Linked DNA regions of Homo sapiens: all the other regions are linked to region 3. Evidence: chromatin contacts called from ENCODE Hi-C or POLR2A ChIA-PET data. All regions are on one chromosome and are shown on one strand. Each heading gives the region's core, a stretch centred on a gene start or an enhancer-like site at or near the end of the contact. The rest is flanking DNA. Distances are from core to core; before and after follow the strand shown.

Region 1 (4,040 bases), core at 552-3,051, 160 kb after region 3:
GACACTCCAGCACCTTCCTAGGGGATCTGGGTTTCTGATGGCAGTCAGCAGGCATCAGAAGTGGCAAGAAGCATTGTGGCCTAATCAGAGCTGTGATGCAGAAGTACCGCTTGGGGCAGCAGCATGGAGAGAAGACCCAGAAAAGGATGGGAGTCACATGGGGAGACCAGGGAGGAGGCAAGGATGCTGAAGCCTAGGCCAAGACGGTGGCGGTAGGGTGGAGAGGGGCTCATGGGCGTAGGAACTTAGGGAGCTGATTCACTGAGAACCTGGTGACATATGGAAGGTGGAGGCTGAGGAAGAGGGAGAAGAAGTCAGTGATGGTTCCTGGACTTCCACACATGCCTCAGATGCAAGGTCCCATGCTGAGACTCAGAGTCTGAGTAGCTGTGAGCCCCTAGGGGTCCTGGCCCCTGGCTGACACCCCAGTCTGCCGGGTCCCTCAAGAAGAACCGAGAGGATCATGTGGACACTGATGGGCTGCAGATTGATCTTCACCAACACACACCCAAATAGCTTTCCCTGTCGACGGGGTTAGTAAATTGAGAGAATTCAGTATTTATTCACTCACAGTCACCAATTATGTTCAAGGCTCTGTGAGTGACACGGATGCATCACACACATCCCAGTCCTGTCCTCAGAGATCAGATGGTTTGTCTGTGATGCCCACACACATTTGTATGTATTATATTGCACCCATACAAGGTAGAGAAGGTAAACACCACGACAAAGAGATCAAATCCTTAAATGAAAGATCATTCCTGGCCAGAGAGAGAGTAGAGTCATGGAGGGCTTTGTGGAGGAGGAGGCCTATGAGGTGGGCTCACCCAGGCTGGTGTGGGTTGGATTTAGCCACGTTAAAATGGAGAGAAATATTCCAGACAGAGACAACTGCAAAGAGGCATGAATGTGGAGCATGGCAGTTGGCAAGAGCGGGGCTTTGCAGGGGAGTGTTGATGCCGAGGCAGCCTGGCATATTTGTAAAGTGCAGACATTACTCTCTAAGGAGAACCACTGAAGGATTTGGGATTTGGGGCGAGGAGTGACTTGGTGAGAGCTGGCTATCAGGACAGTCTGTCTGGGTCTATGGATCGGTGGGCTGGGCAGGACAGTGCAGACGCTGTTGCTGTTGGTTCACACAAGAGAGGATGGGCAGTAGGGTCTGAGCCAGGGTGGGGGCAGGAAATCCTTGTCCATTCATTAACATGGATTGAGGCTTTGGGCCAGGCCCTGTTCTAAGCACTTTATGTGCACTACCTGATTGAGTCCTTCTCAAAGTCCAGCCAGGTAGGCGCCACTGTCATTCCCACTTTACAAATGATAGTTCACGGAGGCCCGGAGATGTCATGTCAATAACTCAGAGCATAGCTAGGAGGTGGAGGAGGCGGGATGCAAACCTAGTAGCCTGTGCTCTTAAATTCTCTTAAATCTCACCCTAAAAATGGCATCCCAAAGGGACTGAGCACACTAAGAGTGGACCTGCCAGGGTTGGGGGTGGCTCTGAGGGTTGACCCAGAGCTGCAGGTCCTCTTGCCGTAGCAACTGGCTCCTGTCACCCCCTGTAAGCAGTGTTGGGCCCCACAGGGCCTGCTCTGGTTCACCGACTCGAAACCAGAGCCCACATATAGGTGGTGACAATGTAAATAACTGATGCAATGGAAACTTTCTATGGAAAAAGGTACCCACTCAAACAGCCACAAAGTCCAAAAAAAGGAAGAACACCACAGCAGACCAAGTGGGCCCTGTGGCACACAATTTCCTTTGGCACAGCCTTTCTGTCTGGCTGAATCTCTGAACTGGTGGAGGTGGGGATGGGGTGGAAGATGGGGTAGCACTGGGCAGGAGTGGGGCAGGTTGAGATCTAGACCAGAAGCCTGGCTGGGTCCCCGGAGGACCCTGGGTCACCAGGCTTCCCCTCTTAGCTAAGGGGGCAGCTGTCGTGTGGGCAGAAAGCAATTCTGCCTCCAAAAACACACACCTGTTATCACAGTCTTCCTAGTAGGCATGAATTACTCCCTGCCCCTGTCCTACTGTGGGCCAGTGGTGGAGGTTCTGTAGTCCCCGGGATCTCCCGAGGCCTCCACCTGCTTTGCTGTGAATAAGTTGCAGCAATCTTGTTATGGGATCTGGTATCTTCTTATTTTAGAAGATGAAATAATCATAAACATAAGTAAAGCTAAAAGATCAGAAGTAACCAGAAGAGGAAGAGGGAGAAGGTGGATTTTTCTGGGAAGCCAACCGTACCATTTTGTTCTTACCCCAGCCCAGGGCGTGCACTCTTGCTCTTGTTTCAGAGGTGAGGAAACAGACTCACAGGTGGTCAAGGACTCGAAGAAGGCCACACAGTGTCTAAGACCAGTAATGTCCAGTTTTATTTAATGCCAGAGCCTTGGGCCCTCCTGCAGTGCAAGGCTGTCCACATCTCTCTGTTTTCAAAGCCTCAGTTTCCTCAGTTGTCAGATGGTGATGATGGAGCCTGACCGTAGCATTAGTATGACTGTGAAAAAATGCAGGGACAGCCTTTGCACGTGGAAGACACTCAACAAATGTTGGGTTCTTCCTCTACCTCTGGCTTCTGTGTCTACAACCCGGGGAGATTTAGAAGCCTTCTTGCGGGGAAGCAGCTCAGGTTTTGGGCTCCCTGGGAGAAAGGGCCAGAACCACTGATTTTCTTATCTATCTTCCCTGCTAGATCCATCACAGCCTGAGACATGGACAAGGTCTTCTTCACCTTTGCACCCTGGGGTCTAGCCCAGTGATGGAGAGTGTCTTGTCCAAGGTCACTTAGCTGGGTGCAGCTGGACCTCAAATGTGGGGCTGCCTCATGGGATTTCTATTGCACCCAGAGAGGGAACACGGTGTCTTCTCTGCTCCCCTGTGTAGAGTGCCTAGTTCCAGGGGGCTTTCTGTGACAGAGGGCTGCGAGGTGTGGCCTGATATAGCAGGAAGCGACCTCACTGCTCCTCCCACACCTACCTTCCCCCGCCCCCCAACCCCCGCCCCAGCAGCTCTCAGAACCTTCATCTCCAAGTGCAGCTCCTCCAGTCTCGTCTGTTCCTCCTCCCGCCACTCCGGTATTCTCCTCGACTCCTGGGCTGGGTGCTCCCCATATACACCAGCAACACCTCCCTTCCTTGTCCCTGCAGTGCCTGAAAACCATGAACTTTTCTTCTGCCAAATCCCAGTGTAGAGTTTATGAGACAGTATATTCCTACCTGCCACTAAATGGAATATGTTATCTTGTACTTGAAGTTCTTCTTTTTTGCTCCTTCATACAATGGAAAGTATCACCATTCTCTATTTTTAAATGCCCTGTCTTTCCTGGAAAACATTTCTGGGTATCCTCAAAGCAGGTCTTGTCGCTATCAATGACTGGGCTCCATTGCCTGTCTCTCTGCCCACTCTCCTTGTTGGGGACGCCTCACTCATCCGTGAGTCAGCTACCATGTGAGAGAGAAGCCTCTTGTCTGGAGAACACAGCTGGGGACCGGGAAGGTTCCCAAGGCAGCCTCCAGGCTGTCAGCTGCATGTCACAGCATTCTCAGACTAGAGCGCACTCCGCTGAAACAAAGGTGAGCCCCTCAGGAAAGTGAGAGCCGGAAGGCTGACCACAGAGAGGGAGGTGGGTCACAGAGCCAACCCCAAACCCCAAAACAGAAGCCAGAAGGAGGAGAGATTGACAGAGGGAGAGAGACTTGGAAGGTGTCCCACCATAACTGAAGAAGGGCACAGGCATTTATTGAGTGCCTTTTGTATACTGGGTTCATACTCATTTCACATACACTTTGTCGCATCTGATCCACGTGGCAAACCCAGGGAGGGGGTGAGAGTCTTCACTTCTGACTCATGAGGAAAGTGAGCTAGTAATGGATGAAACCAGGGTCTGAACCCATGTCTTTCTGATGATGTTAAGGCCAACTCGCTATGCTATACCATGCTACTTCTGTGGTGCTGGGTAAATGAGGCATGCCAGTAATTCTCTCTCTTCCCCTCCCATCCACCCCTTTGCCAGTATCCCAGCATGAACCACCAGGATTATT
Region 2 (3,950 bases), core at 592-3,091, 180 kb after region 3:
TTGCTTGCTTTATCAGCTGCAATATCTAATATTCCTTTTTCTTTCTTGTTTCGTTTGGCTTGACTGCAAAGTATTAAGGAATTCTTTTTTTTTTTTTTTTTTTTTTTTTTTTTTGAGTTGGAATCTCGCTCTGTCAGCCAGGCTGGAGTGCAATGGCATGATCTTGGCTCACTGCAATCTCTGCCTCCCAGGTTCAAGCTATTTTCCTGCCTCAGCCTCCCAAATAGCTGGGCTTACAGGCGCATGCCACCACACCAGCTAATTTTTGTATTTTTATTAGAGATGGGGTTTCACCATGTCAGCCAGGCTGGTCTCAAACTCCTGACCTTGTGATCCATCCACCTCGGCCTCCCAAAGTGCTGGGATTACAGGCGTGAGCCACCGCGCCTGGCCAAGGAATTCTAAATCAACATCCATAACATGATGTGAATGGTGACAGATTGTTAACAGCTTGCCTTAAAGCCACAGAATGGTCTTCAGTTCAACATTATCTGGGCATTTGGGGAGGAGTAGAAGGGAATTCTGGTTTGCATCAGTGACAATATCCAACAACTGCTTGAATTCCTTCCTATTACACACATAAGTCAGACAGGAAGCCCCACAATCATTTATGATATTTTCATGATAATCCACATAATACATTGTCTTGTCATTGAAAGCTTCAGAGTGTACTTGCTTGTATGGTTTTGTGTACGCATATAGAGTCCTGAATTTAAAAAATGACAACACAAAGATACCCAGTGAAGAGCTCCACTCTTCCTAACTGAAGATACATTTCAACGGTGAAGGTCAAGATCTACCCAGACCTTCATCTGAGGTCTGCACAAACCAAATTAAACCGGCAGCACTTGTTGGCTATATTCAGTGTGTTCCCATGTGCTATAGAGCATGTTTGAATGTGTGTACGTGCTCGTTTTCTGTTAGAATAGGAGTCAAACTGTACTTTTAGAATAACATGCTCGTGGAACATTTGGAGAGCCTCTGAAACACTTTCATGGAACACAATTTGGAGACTACCCCTTCAGCAAATATTGGTGGTTCTCATTTTTGTACTGGAGGATAATGGAGGGGCCACGGATGCTGAGAGTTGGAGGCAGAGGAGGAAGGAGGAGAGATGGGGAGGGGAGAAGTTGAGGTGATGCTGTGGAGAGTGCAGTCAGTAGTGGAAATAGTACTCTTCGCAACCCAGGGAGGCCATGTGAGCTTCTGCTGAGGCTTGGGAAGTCTCCTAGCAGTTGTTGATGAGCAAACTCAGCTCCTGGGGCTGCTTTAATGACCTCTGGCCCGCGCCTTTGAAGAAAAGGTGCAGAAGAGCGTGGAGCAAGGTAAACATGTGTGCAGAGAAGTGGGGGTGGGGAGCATACACGTCACTCTGATCGGCATGCAGAGAGCCTCTGTGGCCATTCAACAGGTCAAGGTGTGAGGCAGTGGGGAGGAAAAAGGATACCCGAGGGGCCAGGAGAATCAGCTTGCCAAACCAGGGCTGGCACAGGAGGAGGAGGGCCTGGAGCATGGGCCGTGTTTGTGAGAGACCGGCGTGGGGTTGGATGTCAGGTTCCCTGGATGGTGGTGGCTGGGATTGCACATTGGCCTTAGGCATTTGAGGCAAAGCCCACAGACCCAGGAATGAAACCCAGGAGTCCTGACTCCCAGGCCACCTGCCCTTCACTCAGTGGGTGCAAGGAAGAGAGCCAGGCCTGGTGGTTTTTGGAGGCCATGGGCTAGAGAAGCCTCAAGGGGATAGAAAAACCCCTGTGCTTTCTGAGGTTGTGCTGCTCACCCCATAGAAAAGGGACATTTTTAGGTTTTAAAAGGATGACCTCATTTTTTTCTTATTTACATAGCCCTGTTTGTTTATATAGCCCTTTAAAAATAGCAAGTGTGTGCTAAGCTTAGTGCTCTCTCTCCCACCACCAGTGGCAGAGCCACTGTGTGGGGAGAAACACCTTTTTATCTTGGAGAGGGGCAGCCTTGTTTCTGAGGACAGATGGGAGCAAAACGGGACAGGTAGGAAGTTTCGTGGTTTCTCGTGTCGCTTCTCCAAAATAGCCACACTGCTGCCTCCCACTTCCTGCCTGACTCGGCTGGGGTAGATTTTCTCCTTTAGAGGATTTGTGTTCTGTGTATTCCCAGGGAGGCTCGAAGGGATCTGTTGCCAAAAACATGCTTGACACTGAAGCCCTGGAGCTTGGCACTGAGGGCCCCAGCTCAGGTTTGGACCACTGGGTTTGCATCCGGGCTCTGTCTCATACTGGCTGCGTGACCTTGGGCAAATGACTTCACTTCTCTGTGCCTCATCAGTAGGATGGAGATAACAACTCTAGCTATATCCAGCAGTTACTCTGCAGATTAAATGAATATGTGTAAAGGGCACAGCCCAGTGTGGGCACATAGCAACTCTTAATGAATCTCTTAATAAAAAACAGCAATGTTGTTGTTGATCTCCATCCCCTACCTGGAAAACTGTACCAGCCTCCCAGCCACCTTCCCTTTCCCCTGGCTTGCCTGCTCCAGCACATCCCAGCATGATCCGAGAGTGATAGAAACGTGAAACACAAATCTGACCCTGCTATCTGCTGCTTAAAATCCACCCATAGCTTCCAGCGTCTATGGCAGGAATGAGCATTCTTTTGCTCTGAATGGCCAGATAGTATTTGAAGCTTTGCCGGGCATATAGTCTCTCTTGACTTTGTCATTGCAGCCTGGAAGCAACCACAGATAATATGTAAAAAATGGGCGTGGTTGTGTTCCAGTAAAATTTTATGTACGAAAACAGGCAGCCGGCTGGATTTGCCAACCCTTGACCTACAGGATGAATCCAGACCCTTAGCTCAGCATTCCCAGTTCAGCCTGTTCCCGTTATCTCCATCCTTCTTCCTCCCCCACCCCTGCTCTTGTGCAGAACATGTCACACTTTAATCCTTTGCGTGTGCTGCTCCCTCTTTCTGAGTTTTCCTTCCCTGCCCCCTGAGTGCCCCTTCCCCATGGCATTAGGACCTTTACTCTGGGATTCTGTGGTACCCTGTCTTTATTTCTACCCTGGTCATATATGCAAGTTCCATCTGTCTCTCCATGAGAGGGGCTCCCCTCTAGGCAGGGATTCGGCCTTCCTCTTCTGTACACCCAGCAGGGTGCTGCTGTATAGGTTTCTGCAGGTGCTCAGTAAGCATTTGTTATTGAACCCAAGGATCTGCAAGATGGATGGTTGGCCTCAGGGAGCTCACAGTCAGCTTAGAAAGCTAGGATATGAGCCAGTCAAAAGCCAGCCAGCAATCCAGGCAGGAAATGATGATGGTCTGTGTGTTTGGCCCTAACTGATGTCAAGTGGAGATTCTGAGCTTGATAGAGGAAGGTGAAGGCATTTGAGTTGGATGTTGCAGGGTGGGAAAGAGACTTGCAGAGATAGGGAGGTCAGGAAGTCTTTCCAAGTTGGGGAAGTCATAAGAGAAGAGCAGGGCTGACCAGGCCTGGGGGCTTAGGCCTGTAATCCCAGCTACTTGGGAGGCTGAGGCAGGAGGATCACCTGAGCCGGAGAGTTTGAGACTAGAATGGGCAAGGTAGTGAGACCTCATCTCAAAAACTAGAAAAATAAAAAATTTAGCCAGATGTGGTGGTCATACTCCTGTAGTCCTAAATATTGAGACTGAAGCGGGTGGATGGCTTGAGCCCAGGAGACGGAGGCTGCAGTGAGCTGTGATTATACCACTGCACTGCAGCCTGAGGGACACAGCAAGACCCTGTCTCGAAAAACAAAACAAAACAAAAGAAGAAGAAGAGCAGGCTCATTGCTGAGCTCAGGGTGGGGAGTGGACAGAGCAGTCTGGCCACGGCTGCAGGCCCTCCCTTGGGAGACAGAGGGGGCCAATGCTGGAAAGCAGGGCGAAGTTTTCATCAATGAGTTGGGGGTGGTGAGGAAGCTTAGACTTTATCCTGTGAGCCAGAATTTCTCC
Region 3 (4,101 bases), core at 308-2,807:
GGGTGACCTTAGGGAGATAAGCCTTCTGTATCAGTTCTGCCACTCAATAGTACATGACCTTGAATGAGCACCTGGTGGTGGCTAGCTCCAGTTGCTTCAGCTGTAAAATGGGCACAGCCAGCCTTATCTGGCAGGTTTGTCTTGAGGATTAAACAAGCCCGTGTGCCTGCAGCACTGGGCAGATTTTGGCAGAGGGCGGGCTTTTAGCTTTCACACAGGAACCTTCTGTCGGTTGGTGGGGAGAGCCATGAAAACAGTAAAATACAGAACTGTGGGTGAGTGTGAATCCAGGCAGGTACAGGCAGGGGCTGTGGGACCACTGGGGAGGGAAGCCCACCTTTGTGGAGTCGTTAGGCAGAAATCGGAGGTGGGGACATTCGAAGTGGGTTTTACAGAGTAAGTAGGAGCTGTTTGCTCAGTTATTTATGTATACCTCACTTTATTCCAAATAAAGATTTGAGATCATATACATTCTACATTAAGGTAAAATAAATTTAATAAAGAAATAATATGCAAGGGAAAATAAGAGGAGAAACTAAAATAAAGCCATGGACAGGTTAGGACATAAACCTGCTAGAGGTGATGAACAGGTTTGGCACTGTGCTTCCTAACAATGAAGACAAAAAGGGAACATAATCGATAGGCGGTTCTTAGTCATCATGTCCAGAGGATTAAAAATGCACCCAGTGCCCAGGATGTGCACAGCTTTCCCTGGGGCTAAGACCTAAGATACATTTTCCCCGTGATCCCTCAACAAGGGGAGTTTGTGTGACATAGTCCTTAGCAACATTGCTGTTCTAACCATGTCATTCCAGTATGATTGCTTCTGAGGAGAGTGTACCAGGCAAGGAACACTGTTCTTGGCAGAGGGGACAGCATGAGTCCAGCTTCACGTGGAGGGAATGTCTGCAGGCCTATTGTCAGTGTGGCTCTTGGACCATGTGGCCCAGTGGGGCCTCTGGGTACCTATGGAAGCAGTTTTGGGGTGAGTGGCATGGCACCAGGTGAGGGGCCACAGGAAAAGCAATGCTGGGGTGTGGAAGACTCACTTTGCAGACATGTCAGGGCCAATCCTGTTAGGACATGACAGGAATCAAGGCTTCTGTGGCCCTTGCAGTTGGGGTCATTAGTAGCTGGATCAGAGACTGAGAAGGTGGGGCCTTGGCAGTGCAGGAAGCATGATTGGCTGGGCTGCCTGCTGGTCTTGGGCCCCAGAGGCTGGTCACCTTTATAAAGACATTGCAAGACTTTTTCGCCTGTGAAATTTAAAGCAACAATAACAACACATACTCCGCAGCCTGTCAGGAAGCCATGTGAGAAAGCTGAGCTGCCCCACTGTCAGAGCCTCATATTTTGGGGTTTTTGTCTGTTCTATTTTTGAGGCTGGTAAACTGGTTTCCTGTTTGTTGCAAAATGGGTGGTTGTTGCTGTCTGTGCCTGCCTTGGCTTTGGCCAGGCCTGGAGGGAGGTGGCCTCACCAGCCTAGGCCCATCCTTCTGCCTTGGGCCAGTTCCCTTCTGTACAAATGCCAAAGAGGAACCCAGCATTGCCAGGGGCAGGGAGTGGGGGCACCCTGCCAGCTGCTTCCTAGGGTTTCTGAGCGTGTTTGAAGTCATCATACTCACTTTGGCAATGCCTCTCTCTGGGAGGACTAGCTTCATGTCACTAAAAGTGGACACATTTTATACTCAGAGGTCAAATTAGCAACTCAGTAAGAGCAGGGGGATGGGACTGGGAAGAAAGAACCATCTGTCATTGTAAGGACAGAAGGGAGGAAGAGAGAAAAACCCATGTTAATTGATACTTGCTATGTGACTGTCATTTTCACAACTTGTATCTCATTTAATTGTTACATGTCATTCCCATTTTACAGGTAAGAAGCCTGAGGCTCAGAAACAGTAAGTCGACTAGAATCATTTGCTCAGGATGTTGGCACTTTGGCAATGCCTTGGAGAGCAAGTTCAGCATTCCTCTCCTATTCCCACCCTCCATCACCTTTTTATTGAAGATGAAAGCCAAAAAAAGAAAAAAGCTTGGGGCCAGGTGCAATGGTTCATGCCAGTAATCCCAGCATTTTAGGAGGCTGAGGTAGGAGGACTGCTTGAGCCCAGGAGTTTGAGACTAGCCTGGGCAATATCAGGAGACCCCCATCTCTATGAAAAATAAAAAGTTAGCCAGGTGTGGTGACACATGCCTGTGGCCCCAACTACTCGGGAGGCTGAGTCGGGAGGATCTCTTGAGCCCAGGAAGTTGAGACTGCAGTGAGCTGAGATGGCGCCACTGCACACCAGCCTGAGCAACAGAGCAAGACTCTGTCTCCAAAAACAAAAACAAAAAGCTTGGAAAAACTCCCAAAGCTAGGTAGTAGCTGAGTCTGAAAGTTACTTAACTAGTGGTTTCTAGTCTACTGCTTTTCCAAACTGCCTTAGATGCTTTCTAAACTGGCAGGGACATGATACCAGTCCAGCATTGAGCAGAGTTTGAACTTGTGGCTAGGCAAGCCAGGCCCAGCCGCCATGGCATTTACATTTGGACACCTTGCTTCTCTCCCAGAGCAGCTGGATAGTGGTGTCCCAGTAGGACCTGTGGGCCAAGGGTATGCCTCTCCCCTGCCCCCCACTCCTTGACATACCAGCTTCAGATCCTGCAATTCCCTCATTGTCTTTTGGGGTCAAAGCAACGAAGGCCCTTCTAAAAGCATGGGTCTGTTTCATTGGCTGATTATTTCCTCTCATCAGTGGTTTTTGGTGGATTCAACCTGCTCCTGGACCCCTAGGGGCATTTTTTTTTTATCTTATTTTATTTTTTTCAGATGGAGTCTCACTCTGTGCCCCAGGCCGGAGTGCAGTGGCGAGATCTCGGCTCACTGCAAGCTCCGCCTCCCGGGTTCACACATTCTCCTGCCTCAGCCTCCCGAGTAGCTGGGACTACAGGCGCATGCTGCCATGCCCAGCTGATTCCCTAGGGGCATTATTATAAGGAGAACTGATATCTATTTTCACATGTGTATTTTCTCAATCAACAGATGCTAAAAGTATCAGTAATTTCTTGTAAGAGTCTTAAAATTACCAAGGCTGGAACTACTACCTGGGGGGCATTCTCAGGTCTTAGTAGCTCTTCTCAAATGATTAGTATTCCCAATTAACTCAACCTAGGGCTGGGTGCAGGAGGGAGTAGAGAGATAAGAAAACCCATCAGCCTAGGTGGCATGGCCTTGAGGAACCTTGGAAAGGGAAGAAGGGAGACCAGATTGAAGGGAGGAATTACCTGGGGCAAGGGAGGGGGATGTTGCTCTTATGCTATCCCTTTGCTACTCCCTCAACCTTAATAATATCTTCACTTAATCTCTTCCTGCAGGGACCTCTCTTCCTTCCAGGCTCAGCACAGAGGGTCCTTCAGCAAAAAGCCTTGCATCTTCTTCTTTTCTGGGCCCTAATAAGCCCACGGTTACACTGCCTGTCTTCTGACCTCCCTTCATCGTACCTGCTTTTAAGTCCTTTGTGACTTTATTTAACTCCACTTAGTAATTGTAGCTCCTTGTGGGTAAAAGATAGCATTAATTGTAGTTTGTTCTCTGCACAGTCATGGTTCAGGGCCAGATAATGTAGACGAAAGGGAGGGAGGGAGTTTAGGTAGGCAGGTAACGAATTCCTTCCTTTGTCTCAGGGTAATAGGCCCTGTCTGGAACATTATGGGAGAAGCAGGAAGGGCATATCCTAGCCCATCTCTATGTGGGAGGCATCTGATCACTTGCATTTCTGATACCCTTGGTACTTTGCATATATAGTGAAAGGGGCACCTGCCTTGCTCTTGCATTTTCTATAGCAAGGGGACTTCCCACATCCTCTATCACTGGACACATTTGAGTTCCCTGCTGGCTTCTGAGCCTTCCCTTCTGTTTCATTATCTATTGCTGGCTTAACAGACTACACTCAAACTCTGTAGCTTAAAATCATGATTTATTATTTCTCACAATTCTGGCTGGGTGGTTCTCTGCTGGTCTTGGCTGGGCTCACTCCTGCAGCTGCATTCAGCTGGTGGTGGGGCTGAGCTGGGAGGTCCAAGAGAGCCTCCCTCACATCGAGGGGCCTGGTGCCAGCT

Evidence for each region. Hi-C counts contacts between places; a loop is a spot of excess contacts on that map. ChIA-PET counts read pairs that join two places held with the same protein, here RNA polymerase II (POLR2A). Pooled maps may share reads with other maps.
Region 1: a map with no recorded cell type shows a loop between it and region 3 (8-fold over the local background). The contact joins two enhancer-like sites. A Hi-C loop is called at or near these places in 1 of 37 single-sample maps with no recorded cell type and 12 of 50 pooled maps. POLR2A ChIA-PET finds 5 or more read pairs at or near these places in 6 of 52 experiments (GM12878, HEK293, activated CD4-positive, alpha-beta T cell and 3 more).
Region 2: a pooled map shows a loop between it and region 3 (6-fold over the local background). The contact joins two enhancer-like sites. A Hi-C loop is called at or near these places in 1 of 168 maps with a recorded cell type or tissue (Right ventricle myocardium superior), 5 of 37 single-sample maps with no recorded cell type and 12 of 50 pooled maps. POLR2A ChIA-PET finds 5 or more read pairs at or near these places in 3 of 52 experiments (activated CD4-positive, alpha-beta T cell, activated T-cell and naive thymus-derived CD4-positive, alpha-beta T cell).

The regions. Positions count from the first base shown.
Region 1 is chr1:41,639,230-41,643,269 of GRCh38, reverse strand. All of the region lies in intron 2 of HIVEP3 (HIVEP zinc finger 3), which reads left to right. Among named protein-coding and RNA genes, the nearest start is that of EDN2, 160 kb to the right of the region's middle. Within about 2 kb of position 1,801, at least 2 of the 41 ENCODE cell types and tissues checked have a DNase peak (open chromatin) inside an H3K27ac peak, as active enhancers do.
Region 2 is chr1:41,621,327-41,625,276 of GRCh38, reverse strand. The region is part of intron 3 of HIVEP3 (HIVEP zinc finger 3); the gene reads left to right. The region is part of intron 1 of LOC128125817; the gene reads left to right. Among named protein-coding and RNA genes, the nearest start is that of EDN2, 140 kb to the right of the region's middle. RefSeq lists enhancers at 1,732-1,901, 2,062-2,151. Within about 2 kb of position 1,841, at least 3 of the 41 ENCODE cell types and tissues checked have a DNase peak (open chromatin) inside an H3K27ac peak, as active enhancers do.
Region 3 is chr1:41,800,452-41,804,552 of GRCh38, reverse strand. The region is part of intron 1 of HIVEP3 (HIVEP zinc finger 3); the gene reads left to right. Among named protein-coding and RNA genes, the nearest start is that of HIVEP3, 120 kb to the left of the region's middle. RefSeq lists an enhancer at 8-67. Within about 2 kb of position 1,557, at least 18 of the 41 ENCODE cell types and tissues checked have a DNase peak (open chromatin) inside an H3K27ac peak, as active enhancers do.